Regions from separate parts of the Homo sapiens genome. Here region 2 is linked to region 1. Evidence: read pairs that join two places in POLR2A ChIA-PET (ENCODE). Cell type or tissue: PC-9. All regions are shown on one strand. Links, peaks and the distances in the headings refer to the core of each region. The heading gives the core; the rest is flanking DNA.

Region 1 (2,911 bases), core at 317-2,816:
TTTCTTTCTGGTGACCTTGGGCCCCTGAACCCCTCAGACTGCTTGGACCTTCTAGGTGTTGGCCTCCCTCTCATAGGATGATGCCTGGGCCTGGGGCCCTGGAGATCTGGCCAGGCCAGAGTGGGCTCCCCCAAGCCACCTGCCAGGGCAGGAGCTGTTGGAAGCCATTTCTCTTCTATACCGTCCCAGCCATACTCTCCAGCTCAGAATAGACCCAGTCCTCCACTGTTACAGCCTAGAGATTCCACCCCCTTTGGGTTGGTCACTCTGGGCCACTCCTGCAGAGAATGAGAGAAATTAGCTGAGAAATAAAATCGCAATTCGTATTGCAAAGAAGGGATTAATTTCTTTATTGTATAAAGATCTCCTACCCAGCAACAAGAACAAACCAATAACTCAATTTAAAAAATGGGCAAAATATAGGAAGACCGTTTCAAAAGAATATATAAGTGGCTCTTAAATAGATGAAAAGTTACTCAGCCTTACTCATAAAAGAAATGCAAATTAAAACTTCAATAAAAGACCCTCTTTTAGGCCGAGTGTGGTGGCTCACGCCTGTAACCCCAGCACTTTGGGAGGCCAAGGCAGGCAGATCTCTATTAAAAATACAAAAATTAGCTGCGTGCAGTGGCATGTGCCTGTAGTCCCAGCTACTCCAGACACTGAGGCAGGAGAATCATGTGAGCCTGGGAGGCAAAGATTGCAGTGAGCTGAGGTCGTGCCATTGCACTCCAGCCGGGGCAATGGGAGAGAAACCCTGTCTCAAAAAAAAAAAAAAAAGACCCTTTTTGAACCATTATATCAAAAAGATCAAAAGTATGGCACACTCTGCTGCTGAGGGTGCAAGGACAGGTGCCAGAGTGTGGGGCTGGCAGGAAGAGGAATCAGCGTGTCTGGGAGAGCCACTGGGAGCCCCTGCCAAACCACACCTGCTCTTCCCTCTGACCGGCACAGCCAACCCTAGGATTTCATCATGCGGATACACAGGGGACGTGTGTGCTCCTCATTCACTGTGGCATTATTTATCAAAGCAAAAGATTGTCAATCTCCAAATGTTAATCAATAGGGGACTGATTAAATAAACAATGATGTCCGTACAATGGGACTCTACACAACTGTTAAGCAGAACCAACATACAGATGACATTAGCTACGTCACATGGAATGGAGGACCTCCCAACTGTGCCTCTTCAACCCACAGAATTATACGAAATACATATTAGTATTGATTTAAACCACTGAAGAAAGGAGAATGGACCCTGTATGTTTCTATAAGGAGAGGGTTCCAAGGTATATTGACATGCTACCATTTGTGTAAAAAGAGGAAAAGAATGAACACACACATGTTTGCATTTGGGTTTCTAAATGCATATACAAACATATATGGCTTTAAAGAAACTGGTAGGAGTGGAGGCCTCCAAGGAGGAGACTTGGGGGCAGAGGAACTTGATAGTGAAGAACAGGGGAGGGGAGGAGGCTTGATTTTCACTTTTTTTTTTTTTTTGCAATATGCCTGTATTTCCTATTCTAAAGATATACATACTTACACTAATTAATGAATCAAATGATCTCTTGGCAGAGATACTGAGAGTAAGACAGAGACATACCAGGGTGTGAACCCCAGGCTGCAGCCCTCTCTTTGTGTTGTCATGGGGTCAAGGGACATGCCCTTGAGCTGAGGGTCAAGGCCTGGGAAAGTTCCCACCCAGCCCCAGGGCCCAGCCCTCACAGGGTGGTGACTCATGGGCACCCGGGAAGTTTCGGTTCCTGTGGTTTTTGCTCTGTTCCAGTGGCCTCCTCTGCTGGGACACATCACTCTCCTGGCTGCTGGGATTCTAGCAGCCCACTGGGCCTGCTGCGTCCCTATCTCTGGGTATCTTTAGATGCTGTCTCTGGCCTGTCCTAGGAGGGACTCAGACCTTTAGAATGCCAAAGCAGAGGGTCCCCAGCCCTCTCAAGTGCTATCCTCAATGTCTGGCCCATCACAACCCTGCAGCCCCTGCCACGAACACTGACCTCAAGGGGTCACAGCTGCGGTGGCTTTGCTCAGAGCAGCCCCTGCCAATCTTAAAGTGGATGCTAGAAGGGAAGGCCAAGTGAGAATCCTGGGCGAGCCATTTCCTGTCTTTCTGTGGGTGTTGGAGCAGGACGGCGGGCGGCGTGGCCGGCTTGGGGGTGGAATCCTTGCCCTTCTCCGCCTCCTTTGCCAGGTGCAGGATGGATGCTGAGAGTCTATTTTGCAGATGAGGCAACTGAGCCCATTGCGTTCTGCCTGTTAGGTGTGGTGCAGGTGCCTGGGCAGATGTGTACTCCCGAGCCAGCTCCTCAGCCGCATGACCTTAGGTGAGTCACATCGCTACTCTGGGCCTCAGTTTTCTCATCTGCAAAGTGGGAACAATAATATTTTGTTTTTGACTTGCTGGCCACAAAGGCCCTGGATGAAAGGTAACTTCATGTGGTTGACTGCTCTGAGCTCCCTCCTCCTGAACCTCTAATGTGCCCGCTTCCTAGGGAATGCAAGCTTCCAGAGGGCCAAGCTTTTGCCCAAGTAGTTGCAGCAGGGGCCTGGAGCAGTCAGACCTACTGGGGAAGCAGGTGAGGGGGTTAGTTCCTGGGCACCAGGGTGACATTGCTCAGGGATCATAAAATTCACGTCCTCACCCACGTCCTTCCTCTTTATTTTGACTCAGAGCCAATCCTTGCTTGCTCTTCACTGAGACCAGCCTTCATCTGCAGAGGTCTCTGGGAGGGAGAAAGGTGCTAAGGAGCTAGGCTTCCCTCTGGGAGGCCCATCTGAATAAAAATAACCAACTTGCCTCACCATCAGGTCTCGTTCAAGTACCTTCTGGGTGCTTTACAGAGGTTAGCTGATTTTCTCTTCTCAGCCAAATGATGGGGAGAAATGCCCCATT
Region 2 (2,911 bases), core at 215-2,714, 63 kb before region 1:
CCTCTAAATACAGTTGCAATGTTATCTCCCGCAGGCCCCCTGCAGATATTGATGGCTTTTTTGTGCTGTCTCTGGAACCTGCTCTCTTCTTTCTGGCCTCTATATCTTGGCTTGCTCTGTTCTCTGCTGAAATATCCTTTGTCTGCCATTCCTGCCTTTTGAGACTGTGCCCATCCTTTAATTTCAATAGCTTACCTCTTTTCTTCAGTCCTTCCCTTGTCCCAACTCCTTCCCCTCGTCCACTTGCTCTGGGCCTTCATAACCCCTTATCTGGGCCTCTCCAGCAGCACTTGTGGCTGCCTACCTTTATCCTTAGGAAATAAGTGCTTGATTTATCCTCTTCGTAACACCCTACAAATCACTCTGTCAAAGAAGATCTCTTGATTTTCAAAGCCACCCTGGGACATAGGGAGTTGGGTGGTATTATTAGCTCTATTTTGCAGATGAGGTTGAGAGAAGCCAAGTAATTAGCCCAAGGCCACACAGCTGGAACTGGTTGATCAGGCTTTGACTTTGGGTCTTCTAGGTGGAAATTCTGCATTCTGCTCTCCCTCTTGTCTCCTCCCTGCTCTACTGGCAGCCCTCGAGGGCAGAGGCGGAAATACCTTCAATCAATATTTGTTGGATGAGTGGATGGGATGAGTTGGAATGGACTGGAATCTTCTTTGAGTTGTTCCCAGAATAGGCTCTTATAGAAAAGCTTGGCCTTTGGTTGACAAAATGCCTTAAATCCTTCATGTTGCCTCAGAGAACAGTTACCCATCTTCCCCTCTAGAACCCAGAAATTGCAGACTCTAAAATCCCTGTCTGGGGTCAGACCACCCTTTCTCAAGCTTTGCTTCATGATGAACCAACATCCTTGAGCCATCCCCTTCCCCTGCCAGCAAGGCTGAGAAACTCCATGGTCATCTTATCCCTCCAGGTGGCCCCCAATCATCTTCCCATCGTCCCAGAACCATCAGCAAAATCCTAGGAAATGTGGTTACTTCCAGTGAGCAAGGGATACCCATGACTTGTGACTTATAGAAATAAAGGGTCTTGGGGAGAGTGAATCGAAACAAGGGAGAGAAAGGGGTGGGTGGGTGGATGGTGCTTCTTGCAGGGATTGGCCTTTGTCTGCAATGTCTGGGCAGAGGGGGACCCTGTTCGTGGTCCTTGAAAAGGGAGTTCAGTGTGAGGGGACCTGACCTATAGTCAAGAGATCTGGGCACACTTTATCTCTCTGAGCCTTGATCTACCTGTGTACCCTGACTTCCTCAAAGGGCAATTTTAAGAGCCAGATGAGATAATGATTATGCAGGTAGTTTATAAATCACAAAGCCCCATACTATATCAAAACCAAATTCTTATTATACAGACAGGGAAGCCGATTCCCATAGAAGTGACCCAAGACGCACAGTTGATCAGCATCCCAGCATTCACTGGGATATGCCTTACCATCCCCAGGCTCCCAGCTTCTCTGTGCTGACAAGGGATGGAGCCCTGGAGTCTGGGGCTAAAGCTCCAGATCTGGCGCCACCTCTGGTACCAGCCTACCGTGTAATCTCGGGCCAGTTACTTCATGTCTCTGGACTTCAGCTTCTTCGTTTTTTTCTTTTCAAAGAGCCCTCTTTCCTTATTTTCCTGATTGTCCTCCCTGCCAGCTACCTCATTCATAACATCTTTAGCCACCATCTTTCTCTATGACCTCAAATCCATATCTCCAGCCCCGTTTTTATTCTTTGCCCCAGAACCTACTGTATGCCTATGAAACACTCAACAGGTACCAAATGGAACCCAGGTCTTTCCCCACAAACCTGAACCTCTTCCTGTATTTCTTGTCTTAATGAATAATATCATTTCATGTGACTCAACCACATGACAGATGATGAGGAAACTGAGGTCCAGAGAGGCTAAGAGGCTTGCCCAATTTACACAGCAATCGGTTGACAGAGATATTAATAGAACTAGAGCTCAAATTTCCTGACTCAGGGCCAGATGTGCCATTCTACTCTCTTCCATTTGACTGGGGAGTGACTTGAAAATATTTTCATTAGTCTCTCAATGACAGGTTTGTGTTAGTCAGGATAGGTTGGGCTATGGTGCAGGAATAATAAGCCCTGGCATCTCAGTGGCTTAGCACTATAATGATGATTATGTTTTTCTTTCTTTCTTTCTTTCTTCCTTCCTTCCTTCCTTCCTTCCTTCCTTCCTTCCTTCCTTCCTTCCTTCCTTCCTTCCTCTTTCTTTCTTTCTTTCTTTCTTTCTTTCTTTCTTTCTTTCTTTCTTTCTTTCTTTCTTTCTGTCTCTCTCTCTCTCTCTTTCTTTCTTTCATAGAGTCTCTCTCTGTCACCAGGCTGCAATGCAGTGGCATAATCTTGGCTCACTGCAGCCTCTGCCTCCCGGGTTCAAGCGATTCTCCTACCTCAGCCTCTCAAGGAGCTGGGATTACAGGTGCCCGCCACCACACCCGGCTAATCTTTGTATTTTAGTAGAGACGGGGGCATCACCATGTTGGCCAGGCTGGTCTCAAACTCCTGACCTCAAGTTATCCACCTGACTTGGCCTCCCAAAGTGCTGGAATTATAGGGGTGAGCCACCACGATCGGCCTATAATGATGATTTCTCATTCATGGATGGTCCAATGTGGGTTGGGTAGCTGTATTAGGGAACACCAGGTAAACAGAATCAATAGGATCTGTCTATTATATATAGTATAAACGCGTGTGTGGCACACACACACATATAAATAGGATCTATAAAGAGATTTATTATCAGGTACTGGCTCACATGATTATGGAGGCTGAGCAGTCCCTTGATCTGTTGTCTACAAGCTGGAGACCCAGGAAAGCTGTGGTGTAGTTCAATGGCCTGAGAGCCAGAGAGCTGATAGTATAGATTCCGGTCTGCATTTGAAAGCCTGAGAACTAGG

The links. ChIA-PET counts read pairs that join two places held together with the same protein. Peaks named below come from ENCODE experiments on the same cell type or tissue, not always from the same donor. Only the 100,000 strongest peaks of a DNase experiment are listed, where the experiment ranks them.
Region 2: POLR2A ChIA-PET joins it to region 1 with 10 read pairs; 3 of 35 experiments call an interaction of 5 or more read pairs at or near these places.

The regions. Positions count from the first base shown.
Region 1 is chr15:70,244,383-70,247,293 of GRCh38, forward strand. No RefSeq gene overlaps it. Among named protein-coding and RNA genes, the nearest start is that of TLE3, 150 kb to the left of the region's middle. RefSeq lists an enhancer at 1,568-1,617. In PC-9, for the core only: no CTCF peak of the experiment used is centred there; a DNase peak (open chromatin) is centred at 1,779; H3K27ac peaks cover 1,308 bases.
Region 2 is chr15:70,181,544-70,184,454 of GRCh38, forward strand. No RefSeq gene overlaps it. Among named protein-coding and RNA genes, the nearest start is that of TLE3, 85 kb to the left of the region's middle. RefSeq lists an enhancer at 1-214. In PC-9, for the core only: no CTCF peak of the experiment used is centred there; no DNase peak of the experiment used is centred there.